2 separate regions of the Homo sapiens genome follow, and region 2 is linked to region 1. A link is a loop called in an ENCODE intact Hi-C map of the cell type or tissue named here. Cell type or tissue: gastrocnemius medialis. All regions are shown on one strand. Each heading gives the region's core, and the rest is flanking DNA. Links, peaks and the distances in the headings are about the cores only.

Evidence for each region. A loop is a pair of places that touch in the nucleus more often than their neighbours do. Peaks named below come from ENCODE experiments on the same cell type or tissue, not always from the same donor. Only the 100,000 strongest peaks of a DNase experiment are listed, where the experiment ranks them.
Region 2: a loop joins it to region 1, with 3 times the contacts of the local background. A loop is called at or near these places in 2 of 110 quality-filtered maps.

What each region holds. Positions count from the first base shown.
Region 1 is chr11:62,265,039-62,275,235 of GRCh38, reverse strand. SCGB2A2 (secretoglobin family 2A member 2) reads right to left here and starts at 5,078. Exons shown (of 3, transcript NM_002411.4): 1 at 4,965-5,078; 2 at 4,168-4,355; 3 at 2,076-2,279. The coding sequence starts at 5,019. The coding sequence ends at 2,241. In gastrocnemius medialis, for the core only: a CTCF peak has its summit at 5,384; no DNase peak of the experiment used is centred there.
Region 2 is chr11:62,211,978-62,222,174 of GRCh38, reverse strand. It overlaps SCGB2A1 (secretoglobin family 2A member 1), which reads right to left. Exons shown (of 3, transcript NM_002407.3): 3 at 8,232-8,449. The coding sequence ends at 8,405. Among named protein-coding and RNA genes, the nearest start is that of SCGB2A1, 8.4 kb to the right of the region's middle. In gastrocnemius medialis, for the core only: no CTCF peak of the experiment used is centred there; no DNase peak of the experiment used is centred there.

The DNA.
Region 1 (10,197 bases), core at 1,326-9,325:
TCACCCCAAGGTTCTTTCTGGCCACTGCCTTTTCCTACCCACCAAGCCTGAGGCCAGGTACCCGGGCAAGATTGGCCGGTAGACTTCACCCACAAGCCACCTGATAAATTGCTCCACTATCTTCTGGTTTTTGTCTGTACTTTCTCCAGGTAGGTAGGAGCATTCCCAATAACTTCAGAAGGTACAAATATCATCACGCAAATGCTCATCATGCATATAATTGCCCATTTTGGACTCCCAACATCCATCCAGTCTGATAACAGGCCCACTTTCATCAGCCAAATCACCCAAGGTGTCTCTACATCTTTAAAAATAAAGTAAGTTCTCCACACACCCTACAGGCCTCAATCTTCACGCAAAGTTGAAAAAATGAACTCTGTCCTTAAAGCCCAACTCACCAAGCTGCTTCTAGAAACCCCCCAGTCGTGGACAAAAAATCTCCCTTTTACCCTCATGAGACTCCACGCAACACCAAAAGCACCCTCTTTCTATAGTCCCTTTGAAATCATGTATGGCCAAACTTTTGTCTTGGGGCCTCCACCCTTACCAGACTCTGAGCCACTCAGGAATTATTCCCCTTCTTAATCCAGACATGGTCTTTCATTCGTGAAGCAGCAAATGAGGCCATGCCTCTCCCTGTTGACACCTCCTTGTCCTCTCAACATAACTGTTTTGCAGGCACAGACACCTTTCCAGACAATCCAGATGATGCTCCTGCTACAATGACATGGTGGATACCAACCTGTCTCTCAAGAATAGCCCCAAAATTAAGTTTTTCTTTTTCCAAGGTGCCCATGCCACCCCATGTCACACCTGAAGTGGTTATTGAGAAAGTCGTCCTTTTTCCATAACCAAATAGACAGCAATGTAAAATTCTCCCCAGGGCCTGAAAGCTTAAGGAGATGAGCTCCCCACTTCTCAGGCTCAGTCCCAAGGCACAAGGCTACTTGTGCTAGTGGGGTGCACCAGCAAGATAGCAGAAGCAGGAAGAGAGCCGGCCGGAAGACACATACCCCTGAAGACGGAGAAAGAGGCCATCCAGATATAACATAGCAGTTACATCAGACTAGGACACTTCCTGTTTACAGGAGACTATAAAACCTTTGCACCATCCTCACTTAAGGCTGATGCCACTTTAGGCCTCAGCCCTCCTGCTTCCAGGCGCTCATTAAAACAGCATGTTGCTCCACACTGCCTCGTGTTGTCTGTTGGTATGTTCTTGGGGTTCGAGCCGATACAAAAACCTTACAAGGGGATAGCCTCAGAAAGAAGAGGGACAGGCTGAGGTAGAAGCAGAACAGGTGGCAATAACTGCCCCTGGTGACAGGAATGCTGGGGACAGGACATGAAAGAGACTCCAGGTTCCATGTAAACATCCCCTGCTGTGCTGGGTCCCTGCACAGCACACTCACTCCCCTCAACCCTCATTGCCTTTGCAGCTCACTGCGGGACAGCGGAGGATGGACCCCAGTCCCACCACAGGCACAGGACTAGAGGACATTGAAAATCTTAATAGGGGTACTGTTAAACTCAGTAGTCATATTGCATAGGATTCAAATAATAACATAATATGGTTAAAAATAATATTTTCCTGTAGTAGTTTATAAATTAAACTGAAGCCAACATCCATGATGAGTAAAAATTACAAAATTTAAACCCAGTCAGGTGCCACCCTGCTTTGCAGGACTCCTCTCCCTGGCTGGCTCTGGCCCAGGCCCTGCACATCTCGGGGAGGCCCAGAGACAGCGCAGAGAAGCCTGACATGGCCAGCAGGGCTCAGCGTGGATGGGAGGACTGGAGTGAAAGCAGGTCCTCTGAGTGAAACCCTGCCTCACATCCCAGAGCCTGAGGACTCCAGAGAGAGTCGACGGGGGAGGTGGTGGGATGGGGACAGGGAAACACTCTTCAGAGAGAGTACCAAGGCTTAGAGGTCAGACTGAGGAAACAAATGCTTCACAGAGTCCTCAACCCATGACCATGAGTTCTTTAATAAGTAAGTGTGTGTGTGTGTGTATGTAAAATATGTGAGGCCCTCTAACGCCTCTTTTCTACGGTAGAACAAAGAGAAACTTCAGTTTTTGCCATCAATTTATTAAAATAAACATGTATAGCAGGTTTCAACAATTGTCTTGTAGTTTGTAGTAAAAAGACATAAGAAAGAGAAGGTGTGGTTTGCAGCAATCCGTAGTTGGTTTCTCACCATACCCTGCAGTTCTGTGAGCCAAAGGTCTTGCAGAAAGTTAAAATAAATCACAAAGACTGCTGTCATATATTAATTGCTAGAAAGCAAAAACAGAGACATCACTTAGATTTTCTGCACTCTCTAACAAAATAAAATCTTGAAAAACAGAAGCTTATCTTTTTCCACGGTTTGCCCACAACCATCTAGCATCCCAGACGGTTAGGGCTGGAAGTAGAAGAGCTGTTGTTTCTGGATCATTTCCCCCACCATGGACTTTTTAAATATTTTTTCTGTGTGTTTGTGGTTCTTTGAAATAATGTATTCAACAAATACGTGACTATATTACCTATTTTCACAGGATTGTTAAAATCTTAGCTCAAATGCAAAAAAAAAAAAAAAAAAAAAAGTGAAACTTTGAGCTCTCGTCTAACCCTCCATTGTGGAAATATTCCCAGCATCCCAGCAGTCCGACGCCCTCTGCCACCACCATTGTGCTCTACTAATTATTGGAGCTGCAGACTATGATCTGTCTGAGGAAGCTTTTAAAGAAACAAATCCATCACCCTTCCCTGCAGTTGATAATTAGTTTTTAACAAATTATTAATAGTGGTAAAATGTACATCTCATAAAATTTGCCATTTTAAGGGGACAGTTCGGAGTGTTCTGTATATTCGTGTGGTTGTGCAACCTAACTCCAGAATATTACTGTTTTGCACAACTGAAACTCCAGACCCATTAAATATGACTCCCCCTTCTTCTCTGCACCCAAGCCCTGACAACCACTGTTTTTTTTTTTTTCACTGTCTCTGAGTCTGGCTCCCCAGATTCCCATATGCATGGGTCATGCAGCATTTGTGTTTTTGTGACTCTTTGCTTCACTCTTCACTCGCTATAATATCCTCAAGGTTCATCCATGTTGTAGAAAGCGTCAGGGTTTCCTGAGGTGATGTTCACTTTCATCCTAATGGAGGGGTTTGGTATATTTCTAACTTTTTTTTTTTTTTTTTTTTTACCAGGGAAGGATTAAAGAAGAATTTAACATAGGGAATAAATGCTAAAGAAAACCCTCAACAATATACATGTATAGTTAGAAAGAAATACAAAACTATTGGTTTTTGTTTGAGGCAATTCTTCCTCCATGGTGGTTTCATACCCATGATCTACAGTTGCCTATTGGATAGTCCAAGGTTTCTCATCATTTATGCTAGCAAATTATGATTGCCTGGAAGTGCATTTTAAATTCTTTTTATTTGAGATGTATAGAATCTTGCTCAAATGGTATTTTCCAAACTGTTGAAAAATAGGGCATTTTTTAAGAAAGAACACTTTTACTTTTTTTTGAAGAAGAGAAGTTTTCTCTGCAGATTGGTCTATAGGTGCGGGTCTTCTGGAAAATTGTTTTTTCTGTAGAGAGTGAACATATGTTTGTATGTGTGTGTCTGAGTGTGTTTGTGTGTGTCTCTGTGTTTCTGTGGTTGTGTGGTTCTGTCTGTGTGTTTGTGTTTGTGTCTGGATGATTGTGTGCTGGTGTGATTGTGTCTGTGTCTGTGTCTGTGTCTTTGCCTGTCTGTCTATGTTTGTGTATGTCTGAATGTGTGTGTGTTTGTGTGATTGTGACTGTGTCTGTGTGTTTGCATGTGTCTGGATGTGTGTATGTGTGTTTCTGTGTTTGTGTGATTGTGTCTGTGTTTGTGAGCATGAATTAGAGAGCTCTGGGGATAGGTAAGACTTCTACCGACCTTTCCTTTTCCTCTCTTGCCCTATTCATTTATCATCCACTGAGGATTCTCTGGGTAGAGTGACAACACAGGGACACTGGATGTTTTTCTTGATGGCAAAGTCATTAGACTAACCATTCAACTAAATTAACCAATGTAAGAAAAGGCTTGTTCACTAGTGGCTTTGGCATTGTCAGTGAGAAATGAAGAGCCCACTTGTCCCTGGTCAGGGGATTTAAAAAGCTTATAGGAAGAAAATGAAATTACCATAAACACCTCAACATTGCTCAGAGTTTCATCCGTTTGGTTAAGAAAACATTCCTTCAATTCATCTATGGCATTTGTAGTGGCATTGTCGTCTATGAACTCTTGAAGAAGTTCTTTGTATTCAGTCTTAGACACTTGTGGATTGATTGTCTTGGAAATCACATTCTCCAATAAGGGGCAGCCAGAGCCTGGGAAGGATGCACAAGGAAACAAGCTTGGTACAGAAGGCATGAAAGGCTTGGGGCAGACCTATTACATTCCTCATCTTCTTACAGCCCAAGAGAATATAGACTCAAAGATAATGATGCAGAATCTAGAGTTCTCAAATCTGGGAGAAAACCTCAGGCTCTGGGATTTCCTGTAAGCCCTGCAACTTCTTTCTCTCCACTCCCCAGCCCAGAAAAGCTAAACCTCATGAAACTTCATTTAATGAGAAGACTTGAGAAATGAAACACTCGGACTTGGAAGTATATCGTGAAGATTATTTGGTCTTCTTTGGTTCAAAATCATACGATGCTTCACTATTACCATTCAGAGCATCACAGAAGATTTCCAAGTATCTTAGGCCAAGTGTGGTGGCTCACACCTATAATCCCAGCACTTTGGGAGGCCGAGGTGGACAGACTGCCTGAGCTCAGGAGTTCAAGACCAGCCTGGGCAACATGGTGAGATCTGTTATACCTACAGCCTTTGTACTGGGGCTGATCTCTGCTGAGAATTGGGGAGCAGGAGTTCTTCCATAGAGGCCCAAGTGACAACCCCTAACCCCGAGGCAGCCCTCCCTGCACAGAACTCACCTGCGTAGCAGTGCTGGGAGAGGGCCGCCAGCATGAGGACCATCAGCAACTTCATGGTGAGGCTGCTGCTGTCGGTGTTCAGTCGCGGGTGGCAAGGATCAAGGAAGCCGCTGTGGAGGTGAGCACCCAGCCTTGCTCTATTTATTCCCCAGGTAGGCATCTTAATTCCACCCATGAACGAGGCAATGAGTCAACCTGGCATGGGACCAGTAAACAGGAGCATGCCCCAGGGGAAACACAGCCAGCCTGTATGTAGAATCTTCCTGCTTCTCTTCCTCTTTCTTGTATTCCTTCTCCACTTGCTCCCCTTCCTTTTCTTCTCTGTCTCTTTCTTTAAGGTGAGAATGAAAGCATCATGTCCCGTGTATCTGTGCCAGCTTATCCCAGCAGTGGGCCTAGGTGCAATACCTCACACCTACTCTTGGGAGCAGGCTTTTCTCATCCACTGACATCTCATTTTCAGAAAGGGATGTCTGGGAAAGTTTTACCTTTTGTGGGGAAATTTAAGGCCATCCACCCTCCGCTGAAAGTTATTTTTACAAGGATTATCTCGGTTAATTATAAATTAATTGATAACTTTGTTTAGTTCTTTGGTAACTTTTTAGGGTTTTCTTTCCACTGATTCAAAGGATGCTGTGAATTAGTAGCGTAACTGATGGGCTGGACAGGCAGTGCTGGGTGGTGGGTGGTGATGGAATTTGGAATCAGGGATGAGGGTTTGGACCCTGGATGCAACTTGCAGTCCTGCCATGTCCTTGCTGGTCTCTCTGAGCATCCTTCCTTTTCATCACTTGAAGAAAATAAAAGGCGGAATGGGATAGCATGCAGAATTTGTATAAGGATGCTTCATGTAAAGATTGTTTCATGGCCGGTCGCAATGGCTCATGCCTGTAATCCCAGCACTTTGGGAGGCTGAGGTGGGTGAATCACCTGAGGTCAGGAGTTTGAGACCAGCTTGACCAACATGGAGAAACCCCTTCTCTACTAAAAATACAAAATTAGCTGGGCATGGTGGTACGTGCCTGTAGTCCAAGCTACTCAGGAGGCTGAGGCAGGAGAATTGCTTGAACCCAGGAGGTGGAGGTTGCAGTGGGCCGAGATCACACCATTGCACTCCAGCCTGGGCAACAAGAGTGAAACTCTGTCTCAAAAAAAAAATTGTTTCACACAGCCCAGTACAAAGTAGTCATGTATAAAGACAAGATTTCATCCATGCATGCAGCCATCCATCTTTAAATAACTACTGAGCATCCCCTATGAGCTGGCAGTGAGCTGCACACCATAAATTCAGTTATAGGCACAATTTAGACCAAGCCCTTGCTCTCATGGAGCTGACTTTCCAATAAGGGAGGTAACAAGCATCCTGCCACATAAGAGAGATATGAGAAAGTAGTAATCACTGCAAAGAACTCAAAATATCCACAACAGCAAAATGATGTCATGGACTGACTACTGAGAGGAGGAGGCCATGCCATTTCAGCTGACATTTGGATGAGTGGACGACACTGTCTAGTGACAGATCCAGGGAAGATGCAGTTCCATGCAGAGGGAATGACAAGATCAGAGACCAGAGGGCAGATGGCACTTGGCCAGGTAAGGAAGGCAAGGAACATGGCCACATGGGATCAGGAGGACAGGACAGCCTCATGTGACAGAAAACCCACCCTCGTTTAATTAGGGGCATGGTGAAGGTCATGGGAACAAGAAATACAAAGCTGGCTTGGGTTTTTTATAAAAGAGGCCGGGCGTGATGGCTCATGCCTGTAATCCCAGCACTTTGGGAGGCCAAGGTAGGCAGATCATGAAGTCAGGAGATTGAGACCATGCTTGCTAACATGATGAAACCCCATCTCGATTCAAAATACAAAAAATTAGATGGGCGTGGTGGTGCATGCCTGTAGTCCCAGGTACTCGGGAGGCTGAGGCAAGAGAACCACTTGAACCTCGCAGGCGAAGGTTGCAGTGAGCCAAGATCACGCCACTGCACTCCAGTCTGGGTGACAGAGTGAGACCCCATCTCAAAAGAAAAAAAGAAGATACGGATGAGAGAGCCAAAGAGATGAGTCGGTTCTTCACTTCCCGTGGATGCATTATTTGCTGTCCGGATTACCCATGACGTCTTTCTTTCCATCATTCAGCTGGAGCCTCAGATATTTTCCAGTTGAGAACAAAATTGATTTAGGAAGAGGCTAGAAAAGAAGGTTTCTGTACTTATAGGTGTACTTTCACCCAGCTGGCCATGGCAGGCATCCTTCTTCCATAAATGAAGTGAAAAACTTTGATCATGAAACGGAGACTGTCTCCTTGGCCAAGACCTAATGGGTCTCTGCCTGGTGCCCCAGTCCTTATGGACCTGCCCTCTTTCCCACAGGGACAAACACTCACGCAGAGTTATCTTACCCATCTAAAATGAACTCCCCACACCACCTACATGGTGCCCCACTAAAGAGATGGTGTTTTCTTTCACTCACATATTGTATCCAGATCTGACAGTGATCATTCTCTGGTGAGTCATAAGACATACCTGGCCCAAGAAAGGCTCATTTGCAAGCCAGTATTTGCAGGGAGAGAGAGGAGAATCAGAAGTTTAAAACACGGTACTGCTGGTCCAATTTTTTCTCTTCCCAAAAGGGAAGAATTGTTTTTTCTTTTTCTTTTGAGACAGAGTCTCGCCCTGTCACCCAGGCTGGAGTGCAGTGGCTTGATCTCGGCTCACTGCAACCTCCCCCTCCCAGGTTCTCCTGTCTCAGCCTCCCAAGTAGCTGGGACTACAGGTGCCTACCACCATGCCTGGCTAATTTTTGTATTTTTGGTATAGATGGGGTTTCACCTTATTGGTCAGGCTGGTCTCAAACTCCTGACCTCAGGTGATCTACCCACCTCAGCCTCCCAAAGTGCTGGGTTTATAGGCATGAGCCACAGCACCTGGCCGGGACTTTTATTCAGGTCCCTAATTCAGTTCAGAAACTGGAAGCCAAGTGTCCTTCAGTCTTCAGTGTTTCTGTGACAAGTGTTTACTGAGCCTCTACTATGACAAAGCAATAAGTCATTCACACATTCTCTCTAAAATGTGCTTGTGTTTTGTGAGGGGAAAAAAGTGTGCCTTAAAAAAAAAGGCAGACATCTACCCTGGCCTTGGGCTCACAAAAGAGCTGAGATGTAGGGACATGAGGGATTTGGGTAAAGGAAAGGCATTGCCATACTTCATATTAAATAGCAATGTTGTTTGAAAGTCATCTTTTCTCAGTGATTTCTGTATTTGTACCGAAAAGCCTGGAATGGCCGGCCCTGGAAGCTGCATCTCTGCTGAATTCTGCAGCCCTTTTCCTTCATAGGCCCATGGCTGATGGCTCCTGAGTGAGGACCCCAAGCCAGACCGACTGCCTGTGTTCACATCCCAGCTCCTCTGTTTGCTGACAGTGCCACGGTGGACAGGAGACTTAACGATTTGTGTCCGCTTCAAAATGGAAACAGTCATAGAATGGTTGTGACTCATAAGTAAAGTAAAAATGGTAAGGTACTGGGAACAGTGCCTGGTGCAGAGTCAGTGCTGTCTAAATGTCAGTTGCTCATCATCTTTTCCTATTGTTAAGAGTTGTATTTATGATTCAACTCCTAGGACTACTAAGCTCATCATAGAACACTGGAAAATTAGTCTGCCCTTAATATTCTCAAAAATATATCACAATAACCATAGTTAGACAAAGCAAAAACATTTAACTTGGAAAATAAAGCACTGCATTGTGATCCAGGCTTTGGTATCTTTTCTCTCAGTCCATTTTAAAGAATTTTGCTGAGCTCTAATTGACATATAAATTCTCTCCTAAACAGACCCTACATACTGTCGTCCGATGAATCTTCCCAGAACTCAGCTCCAAATGTGCTTCCACTTGCTTTTTAATGTTCAGTAGAGCAGGAATCATAATTATGTAGCAGTTTGCTGTTTGAAAGGCACTGTTGAACCCTGTGACAACATTCCTAGCAGCAACCTTAGCAGAAGGGTGACCGTATTATTTGTTAGCCAAACTCCAACATTTTGGTGGCTGAAAAGAAACATAAAATCAATGGGATGCCAGGACAATAACATAACCCAGGACTGCTGTGGGCAAATTAGCATGAGTAGTCACTTCCCTATGATGTGGGCATGTCATTTCACCCCACCTAACAGAAATGTGACACAGAGATGTTAAGGCACTCACCTGAAAGAACACAGCTAGGAAGGGGCAGAAGCGGGATAAAAAGCCAGATGTTCTGGCTCCACAGGCTGCTCTCAACACTATTTCCCTCCTTGGCTGAACACTGAGGGACCTGCACATCATGGTTCAGATGAGTCCTGGTGTCCATGACTCCCACTGCTGCCCTATGAGAACTCTGGGTTGATTTCTGCACAAGCCCTGGAGAAGAGTTTTCTGCTTGAGACCTTTGCTCCAAGTGGATTCCCCTCCTCCTCTGCCCTTGCCTCAGCTGCTCTGGGTTGAAACACTTCATTCCAAAAGCCACATCAAAGATGGCTAATGCCTTGTGTTCTTTGCTGGCCCTGCATCTCTGGGGACCTCCCTGTTCACAGGACCCTGTATCTGTCCATAGGCAGTTCCATCTGACATCTCCAGGACCCTCACCCTGACCCTTCCTCCCTGTCCCTGCTCATTGAGCTCATGGCTTGGGCACTTCTTGTTTGTATTATAGTGATGAAAACTACTTATTTTCCTTAATTTACTATTGTGTAACTCATTTTCAAGAGCAGATTTTGATATTTTACACAAAGAGTGTATTGACTGTATTTTATGTTTTATTACTAGATCTATTCAGGAAAAGGAACTCATTTAAAATTAAAGTTTTACGAAACACAGACATCAGACGTAACACTTAAATCAGACACCACTGTGTCTTCCTGGACATGGTAAATACAACACCATTTGTACTTTCCTGGAGGGAAACTGGGGGTCAGGTAGGAAGAAGGTAGTGAAGAAAGAAGATGGCTGGAAACCCTGCTAATGAGAGCCTGGGCCACCTCAGTGTCCTTTTGCCCTAGAAGTGACTGTTAGTGTGACACCATCTGACCAGGATGTATCTAATGAGTTGGAACCTGGAACCGGATTTGAAAGCAGAGACAAGGTCAATGTCAGCCCCTGGCTAATTCTTTCCCGTACCAAAACCCAGAAATTATACAACTCGCCACGTCCCCACATTGTGTGTGGTTAAAAATGTTAATGCGCATATGCGAGAGGAAGTT
Region 2 (10,197 bases), core at 1,545-9,544, 53 kb after region 1:
GCTCCTGGAAGGGCTTAAGCTCACTGTGTCCCATTAAGCTTTTAAGGAACGCCAAGTTTTCCCTTTGTCATGAGAGACACGAGGTGAAATTGACATTGGGAGATGGAAGTTGGATGGCCCTTGAGGGCTGACCCACAGGGTGTTGGACTTTGGGATATCGCAGAGAGCTTGGCATGATTTATTGTCTCAAGTCATAGAATTCTAGAAGAGACCTACCATGTAACCCATGTCTGGTTGACTGGGAGACCATCCGAGTGGAAAGGGGACAATCTGGGCCTCTGGCCGGCCGTGTGCACAAGCATAACAATTGTTTTTGTTTAACGTGTGGACAGAATATTTGATCCATTTCAACCAGGCATTTATAGCTTGATATTCTATTTTAATTGTTAAAGTTCATCTTAGATCATTTACTTTTACAATATTTTATATTGTAATATAATATAATATATAATACTTTAGTATTATCATTGTTTATTATTATATATTATTTATAATTGTTTATTATTATATATTACATATATAGTAATATAATGTATAATACTTTAGTATTATTGGGTATAGAAGAGATGGCAGTCTGATTAGAAGAAGCCTTAGAAGGAGAAGAGAGGCAATGGGGTGAAGAGGATGAGGGATTAATAAAATGCATTTTCAAAGACCCTATGAAGTCTGTGCCAGCTAAGTTGGCTTTTATGTCATAGAAGTGACTCAAAGTAGATCTAGGGTTGGTAGAGGTGATGTCAATGAGACCTATTCTTGATATTTGGTTGTCCACAGGACATCATTTCAGCTATGGCAGATCTGTTTTTCTATATTTGTTAAGGGGCAAGAGTCTTGGTAGGGGGATCCTCTTATTTTAAAGGGGCAGAGATACTTTTCTGAGGCTGAGAGTTGTCTTTGACTTTGGAGATCTCTACAGGGTATGACTAAACAAGTATCAAAAGTAATAACTTGGGGTGAATTTGATTTAGTTACATTGGTAATAAGGTGGTCAGTAACAGAATGGGAAAAGAAGAAAGATTAATAGAATAAATGGAAGAGAGTTAAACTTTTCTTTGCTTTAGTTTGAGGGAGTTTTCTCCTGGGATAATGGCCCATGACTCTGGAGGTGGTGGTGTTTTCTTGACTTGGGTGAGATGGGTCTATCTTTTTTCTGTTGTCAGGACTGTGGTTTCAGTGATTAGAAGCACCAGGTAAGGTCCTTCCCAGGCCAGCTGAAGTTTTTCTTTTCTTAAGTTTCTGATGAGGACGTGATCCCCAACCTGATGTTGATGTACTGGGAACTCCAGGGGTGGCGTCTGTGTTAGGAGACTTTTGGTTTTAAGAAAAGAGAAAGTTGAGAAGAGACCAAGTATATAATTCTTGAAGAATTGGTCTTTTGTTTTAAATGTAGGAATGTCAGTAGTGCAGTTTAAATAAGGCAATCCGTAAAGCATTTCGTAAGGATGAAAGCCTATATCTTTTCGAGGAGCAGTTCAGATTTTTAAACAAGGCAATAGGAAGATATTTTGTCCATGGCCACTGAGTCTCTAGAACCAATTTGGTTAAGTGGTTTTTTAAGGTCTGATTTATCCTTTTTACTCTCTCTGATGAAGGTGGGCGTCAAGGAGTATGATATTTTCATTTAATGTCTAGGGCTTGGGATAGCTTTTTAATGATATGTGCTGTGAAATCGGTTTTATTGTCTGTCAATGTTTTTTATTAGTCTGAACCTGGGCACTATATTTTTAAATAATGTTTTAACTACATTATTGGCCATTGCATTTGAAAAGGAAATAGCTTTGACCCAGTGAATGAGATGATCTACTATTACTAATAAGTACTTTAGGCGACCAACTGGGGGCATTCCAGTGTAGTCAATTTCAACACCTTGGAATGGTCTTAGTCCTGGATCTCTCCCCACCAGGGGTGATTTTTTTTTTTTATAACTTGTTTGTTGAGGTTTTTTTACATATTGAGCAACTGTCCACAACCTGTTTGGCTAGGGTATAAATTCTTATACACTTATAAAACCTGAGAACTGTATTACACATCGCTTGGGGTCTCCAACGAGTCTCTTGTTGTAGATGAGACAAGATATTTTTCATGAGGGGTTTGGATAGTATTTCTCTTTGATGTTGTAACACCCATTTTCTTTTTGAATTTTCTTTGGCTCCTATTTTTATTAATTTTTTCTCTCCTGCAGCAGAGAAGATAGGGGTTGTAACAGGTGGAGAAAGACAAGGAGTTAAGTGAAAGACAGGTGTTTTAGGTGAAACAGCAGTCTGTTTGGCTACTTTATCTGTAAGGTTATTTTCCTGACTTGTAAAGGAAAAGTCTTTCTGGTGTCCAGGGACATGTACAATGACTATTTCTTTTGGCAACTGGAGATTGTTTAAAACATGGACGATTAGCACTTTGTGGGCAAGATTTTGGCCTTTACTATTAATAGGAACTTGCTCAGCTCAAATTTTTGTAAATGTATGTGCTACTCCAGGTGTACTTAGAATCAGTATAAATAGTCCCTTCCTTGTTTCATAAGCATTTTAAAGTCTGGCTGAGTGTAAATAATTCACAAGCTTGAGTAGACCAACTGTTGGGCAACTTCTCTGACTCTAGTTCTTCAAGAGATTTTCCATCAATTACTGAATATCTATTATGTCTTTCTCCTATAATTACTTGGGAGGAACCATTTAAAAATAAGTGTTGTCCTGTTGTGAAAGGAGTTTTTTCTAGATCTGGCCTGACCTTTGTTTGGTAGTCAATTAAATCTAGACATAAGTGATCTCTTTTTAGATTTGGGTATTTTGTCAAGAAACCTGCCGGATTGAGTGACTTATCAGTAGTCAAGGTTAAATCATCTTTTTTTAGTAAAATGGCCTCATATTTTAAGATTCTGGAGTCAGCGAGTCACCTTCCTGCTTTTTGATTTAAAATTGTTTTAACTTGGTGGGGTGTGTTTACAGTCAATTTTTTTCTAAAAGTTAATTTTCTACTTTCTTTAACTAATATTGTTGTAGTTGTAACAGATTGAATGTATTGAGGCCATCTACAGGTAACTGGGTCTAAAACTTTTGATAGGAAGGCTACAGGCTGCTGGCAGCCACTGTGTTTTTAGGTAAGCACTCCCAAAGTTACTTCATTATTTACATTAACAAAAAGATGGAATGGTTTTTCTAGGGAAGGTAAGGCTAGAGCAGGGGCGGTTATGAGCCTTTCTTTTAGCTCTTTAACCTGATCGACTTTCTCAGACGTCCACAGGAGATGATCAGGTTTTTTTCTGGACAATTTTTTGTTATAGAAGTTTACTGTTTAGTGAGTCAATCCATAGGCCGCAATATCCAACTAACCCTAAAAAATTGCTGAGTTCCTGTTTAGTTTGAGGTGAGGATAAGGACATGATGCCTTTAACTCGTTCAGGCCCTATCCGTTGTTTACCTGTACTTATTAAGTGGCCTAAATATTTAACTTTGGCCTCTACATACTGAAGCTTTCCCTTTGAAACCCATAACCCCTTGAACTCCAGATGGTCAAGAATATGTGTAAAGAAGCCAGAGATTTTCTCTATATTCTCACCAGATATGAAGAATATTATCCACATACTGGAGTAGGCATATTTGCTTTGGGACAACCACTTTTTTCAACACTTGTTCTAAAATTTGACCGAAAATGTTTGGGGAATCTGTAAACCCTTGAGACAAAACTGCCCACTGATACTGTTGTTTTTGTTCTGAATGGGGATCCTCTCACTCGAAAGTAAATATGTCTCGACTGTCTTCAGCCAAGGGGCATGTCCAGAAGGCATCTTTTAAATCTATTATTGTAAACCACTGATGACTATATGGAATTTTGTTGAGAATGGTGTATGGGTTGGGGACAACAGGATGGGTAGTCTGGAATATTTGATTGATGGCCCTAAGATCTTGTACCAGTCGGTATGACCCGTCTGATTTCTTGGCAATATTGGAGTGTTATAAGGGGACATACAGGGTTCAAGAAGCCCAACCTTGATAAGACTTTCAATTATGGGCTTTAACCCTATTCTATCCTCTAGGGTAATGGGGTATTTTTTTTTTACTACTTTCCTGGGGGTCTTTAGTTTGATGTGGATTGGAGGGATTTTGAGTTTCTCTCAGTTTTCTTTCCTTGACCAGACATAGGGGTTAATATATTTTTCATCTGCAGTGGTGAGTAGGTTTAATGAAGTAAGGACTCTTTTAAGGCTAACTTGTAGACCTATACCTAATTTTAGCATTAAGTCTCTTTTTAGTAGATTAGTTTTTGTTTCAGGGATTAAAAAATATTGGATGTTAGTCAATGAATCTTGGTATTTAACTTTTGTACTTTCTAAGATTTTTGTTTTAAATCCTTTTCTTTTTACCCCAGAGACTAAAAGTTCTTCCGAAGAGCAGGCAATGTTGGATGGAGGGAAACAAACAGAGGAGCGAGTCGTCCCTGAATTGACTGAAAAGGTGATAAGCTCATGTTTGGGTCTCACCTCTAAATTTATCAAGGGCTCTTGGTGGGACTTGAGGTAAAAGAAACAGAGTCCCTGACCCCCCTTATTCTTCCTCAAAAGTCATGAGTGGAAGGGTTTTTTCCTCTTTTTTTAGTTTGGGACATTCTCTCTTGAAGTGGCCTGTCCTTTCACGTTTGTAGCACCTATCCTGTCTTTTTTTTCTCTCAGTTTTGGGATTTTGTCACTTTGTCCCCCCATATTTTTTGAGGTTCTGGTAGAAGAGGGCCTGAGTCCTCTAGGTGGAGGCTTGTGTCCTTTAATTGGGGATCTGAACCTTTTATAGTTTTTGGCCCCGTGGAAGCTTTCTTTAGAAGTATGTGGGTTTGGAGCCACCTGTTGGAAAGTGGATGCCATACGTTTTGTCTTTTGTTTTTATTTTTCTTTGTCTCTTCTCACATACACTTTTTGAGCTTTTCTGAGAAGTTCATTTAGAGGTCGGTTCTCCCAATTTTCTAATTTTTGTAACTTTCTGAAATATCTGGGCAACTTTTAGTGACAAAGTGGAGTTTTAACATTCCCTGTCCGAGGGGATCTTTTAAATTTAGGCCTGTATATTGTCTCATTTGATCCTTTAGTCTGTCTAGAAATTTCATAGGCCCTTCATCTTTTTCTTGTTGTATATCAAGTGTTTTAGAGAGGTTTTGGGTTTGGGGTACTGATTCTCTAATTTTCTTTACTATCATTTTTCTTAGGTCTTGTATATTTTCCCTGTGAGCTGTGCTATTATTGTCTTACCGGGCTGAAGGGGGCCAACCCCTCCACACCTGTGGGTATTTCTCGTAGGTGGGATGAGAGACTGAGAAAAGAAATAAGACACGGAGACAAAGTATAGAGAAAGAACAGTGGGCCCAGGGGACCGGCACTCAGCATACGGAGGACCTGCACCAGCACCGTTCTCTGAGTTCCCTCATTATTTATTGATTACCATTTTCACTATCTCAGCAAGAGGAATGTGGTAGGAGAGCAGGGTGATAGTGGGGAGAAGGTCAGCAAGAAAACATATGAGCAAGGAATCTGTGTTACAAGTAAGTTCAAGGGAAGGTACTATGCCTGGATGTGCACGTAGGCCAGATTTATGTTTCTCTCCACCCGAACATCTCAGTGGAGTAAAGAATAATAAAGCAGCATTGCTGCCAACATGTCTCACCTCCCGCCACAGGGCAGTTTTTCCCTTTTTCTCCTATCTCAGAATTGAACAAATGTACAATCGGGTTTTATACTGAGACATTCAGTTCCAGGGGCAGGAGACAGTGGCCTTTCTCTATCTCAACTGCAAAGGCTTTCCTCTTTTACTAATCCTCCTCAGAACAGACCCTTCCCGGGTGTCGGGCTGGGGGACAGTCAGGTCTTTGCCATCCCACGAGGCCATATTTCAGACTATCACATGGGGAGAAACCTTGGATATACCTGGCTTTCCAGGACAGAGGTCCCTGTGGCTTTCCACAGTGCATTGTGCCCCTGGTTTATCAAGACTGGAGAATGGTGATGACTTCTACCAACCATACTGCCTGTAAACATTTTGTTAACAAGGCACATCCTGCACAGCCCTAGATCCCTTAAACCTTGATTCCATACAACACATGTTTTTGTGAGCTCAAGGTTGGGGAAAATTACAGATTAACAGCATCTCAGGGCAAAGCAATTGTTCAGGGTACAGGTCAAAATGGAGTTTCTTATGTCTTCCCTTTCTGCATAGACACAGTAACAGTCTGATCTCTTTCTTTTCCCTACCCCGGGGGTCTTGGGTGGAAAACTTTCGATCTGCATTAGGAATGTTTGACCGGGAGGATATTTACATTTTTAAATTGCCATAGCAGCCCTAGGGATCATGTTTTTTTCCTTCCCTGAAAAGAGGATGTCTAGGATGGACATTAACTCGACCCAAGTGTGTAACCGAGGTCTCAAAAACTGATCAACCTGATCTGTCACTCTGTAAGTGTCATATAACAATGGCTTAAGTTTCTTCTTCAAACTTTAGACCTCCAAACTGGTTAAGGGAGTATTTACAAAGTCAGTAGTTCCATCTCCTTGTGGCACCTCTTTTAAGGGGAAGAGAGTTGGGGCTGACTCCTTAGGTGTGGAGGGAAATGGGAAATTTTGAATATCCTTTTTATATTGTTTTTTCTAATGCTGGAGTCTTTTTAGGGAAGGATACATGGGCTGAGAAGAAATAGGCTACATGGGCTGAGAAGAAATAGGCTCATGGGATGATGATTCCCAGGAATCTGGATTGTAAGGAGGAGGAATAATGTGAGCAAGGGAGGGATCTGGGGCAGGATCTGGGACAGAAGGGCTGTCTGAGGGGAAGGGTTAAGAGCATTCAGCAGGGGAAGATGGTCTAGGGGATCCCATGTGCTGGAGTCTTTAGGCATGAGAACTGGCTTTTCTGACTCTTTATTTTGGGGTTTTTGATTGAGTTTTTTCCTAATTGTCTTTCAGGGAAAAAGGAGAATAGGTCTCTGTCTCTAAAAAAGAATATAGTCCAGCTCTTCTTGAGAAACTAGATTTTTGTCATTTACATATTGAATTACAAGTTGACACATCACATCCTTATTTGACCTAAACTTTGGCCAGAAGATTGAGGGTTTGAGGATAGGTCTCTGAGTCCAAATAAAACAGCAATATTTTATCATCTGTTGCATGGCTTTTGTAGGTCACAGGTATTACATTGCCTTCATAGGCCACTTCTTCATAAGAACATTTTAAACATACTTTACAACTGTATTGGTAAGACGAAGTATAGAATTCAGGCTAGATTCATTGGTATATGTTCATTAATATTACAATCACTTCAGGAAATTATTCTTTAAATTATAACATTTTCATACACCCCTATGTATATTGTGGGCCTGGATCCCTGCCCTTGCCTTGCCTGATGGAAGAGTCGGCCCTGGTGAAGCTGAGTTGTCCAGACACATAGACAGGGTCTTCCTGGGTGAGGGGATAGCCCCAGAAGGAAAAGGGACAGGCAATAACCTAACCCTGGTGACAGGAGTGCTGGGGACAGGACACGATGGAGACCCCGGTTCCATTTAAACATCCCCTTCTGTGCTGGGTCCCTGCATAGCACACTCACTCCCCTCAACCCTCATTGCCTTTGCAGCTCACTGTGGGGCAGGGGAGGATGGACCCACTGGCAGAGACTGGACTGAGAAAAGTTGCACAATTTAAGGTGTCGCTATGCTAGCAAACTCAGTCATCAGGGTAAGTAATATTTTCATGCAATATTTTAAAAGTTCAAAATTAATGCCAACATCCATGAACGACAAATAAAACTCAAAATTTAAAATCCAGACAGGATCCACCTTGCTTTGCAGGCCTCCCCTCCCTGGCTGGCTCTGGTCTGGGCCCTGCACACGTTGGGGAGGCCCAAAGACAACCCAGAGGAGCCTGGCATAACCAGCAGGGCTCAGCATGGATGGGACTGGGGTAAAATCAGGGCTTCTGAGCATGACTCCAAGAGTGTGAGGTCCCCAGAGAAAGTGGCTTAGGGAGGTAGTGGGATGTGGAGAGTGAAACACTCTTCAGAGAAAAATTAGCTAAGCAACAAGAGCTAATACTTTGTTCTGCAGAGAGAGAGAAGTCCAACTCTTGGGCTCGAGATGATGAGAAATAAAGTATTTCCCAGAAACCTCGGACCCTCACTCAACTCCTTCGAGGCTTGTCTCTGTCTGCAACCTACAGCCTGACTGTGCAGCCTGGAAAGCTTCTTTTTTTATAGAAGAACAAGAAAGAATTTTAGTGATTTGCAGTTAGTTTATTGAAATGGAAATGAATTTGAGGTTTCAACAGTTGTCTAGCAGTTTCCACATAAAAAGACAACACAAGAAAGAAAAGTGGTTTCTAGCAATCAACAGATGAGTTCTGGCCATAGTCTGTAGCCCTCTGAGCCAAACGCCTTGGGTAAAGTTAATTACTCTTCATATTACACCAAATGCTGTCGTACACTGTATGCTGGAAAACAAAAGCAGGTCACTTAGGTTTGCAAATTTCACTTATTAAATCAAATATTAAAACTTGTCTTCTTGTTTTCTTGCATTTGTCCACAAACAGCTAACTCTCAGGAGGATTTGCAGTGGAAGCAAAGCCAGCATCCCCTCTCCATTTATTCTGTTATCTAGGAGACACTTCATAATGCCAAACAGGGGCCAGGGTTGTAGGATCTCTTCCCTACCAGTGATCCATGTAATACTTTTTTTCTCCAAAAATTCTATCCTTTGAAATAACTTATCCAATAAATATGCTGCATATACTATTTGTTGAAGACCTGATCATTTGGACTGTTTCTGATACCACTTTTACAACACAGAATTATTAAAAAATCTCAGCTCAGATACAAGAATGTGATGGTTTTGAGTTGCTGCACAGGCATAAAAGGTAGAAATGTTGTAACAGTCTGAGACTCTTCACCATTACCTTTGAGGCCTATGAAATATTGGAGCTGGGCTGGGTGGGATGGCTCATGCCTGTAATCCCAGCACTTTGGGAAGCCAAGGAGGGCAGATTGCTTGACCCCAGGAGTTTAAACCAGCCTGGACAATATGACAAAATGCCATCTCTACAAAAAAAAAAATATATATATATATATGTGTATATATGTGTATATATGTATATATGTGTATATATGTGTATATATGTATATATGTGTGTATATATGTATATATGTGCATATATGTGTACATATATGCATGTATATGTGCACATATATGTGTACATATGTGTACATATGTGTGTACATATGTGTGTATATATGTGTGTGTGTATATATATGTATATATATGCCAGGTGTGTTAGTGTGCACCTGTAGTCGCAGCTACTCAGGAGGCTGAAGCGGGAGGATCACTTGAGCCCAGGAGATGGAGGCTGCAGTGAGCTGTGATTGTACCACTGCATTCCAGCCTGGGCAAAAGAGCAAGACTCTGTCTCAAAAACAAAAACAAAGACAAAAAAACGGAAACAAGAAACACTGGAGTTTTACAATATGAATGATTAATCTGAGGGGTTTTTTTGGTTTGTTTAGGATTTTTGTTTGTTTGTTTGTTTTTGAGATGGAGTCTTACTCTGTTGCCCAGGCTGGAGTGCGGTGGCACTATCTTGGCTCACTGCAATCTCTGCCTCCTGGCTTCAAGTAATTCTTCTGCCTCAGCCACCCAAGCAGCTGGAATTACAGGTGTGCGCCACCACGCCTAGCTAATTTTTGTATTTTTAGTAGAGACAGGGTTTCAGCATGTTGGCCAGGCTGGTCTTGAACTCCTGACCTCAAGTGATCTGCCCGCCTTGGCCTCCTAAAGTGCTGGGATTACAGGTATGAGGGATGCACCTGGCTAATCTGAGTTTTTAAAGAAAAAAATGATTCAACCATCCCAAATTGCAGTTAATATTTATTTTTATCCTTGAGCATTTGATATATCTTTACATTTTTTATTATGGAATGTTTTAAATAAAATTTTAGGGTATTAAATAAATTCTTAAAAAAAAAATGTAATCCCAGCACTTTGGGAGGCTGAAGCGGGCAGATCACCTGAGGTCAGGAGTTTGAGACCAGCCTGGCCAACATGGTGAAACCCCATCTCTACTTAAAATACAAAAATTAGCAGGCTGTGGTGTTGTGTGCCAGTAATTCCAGCTACTCCGAAGACTGAGGCAGGAGAATCACTTGAACTCAGGAGCCGGAGATTGTAGTGAGCCGAGATCGTGCCATT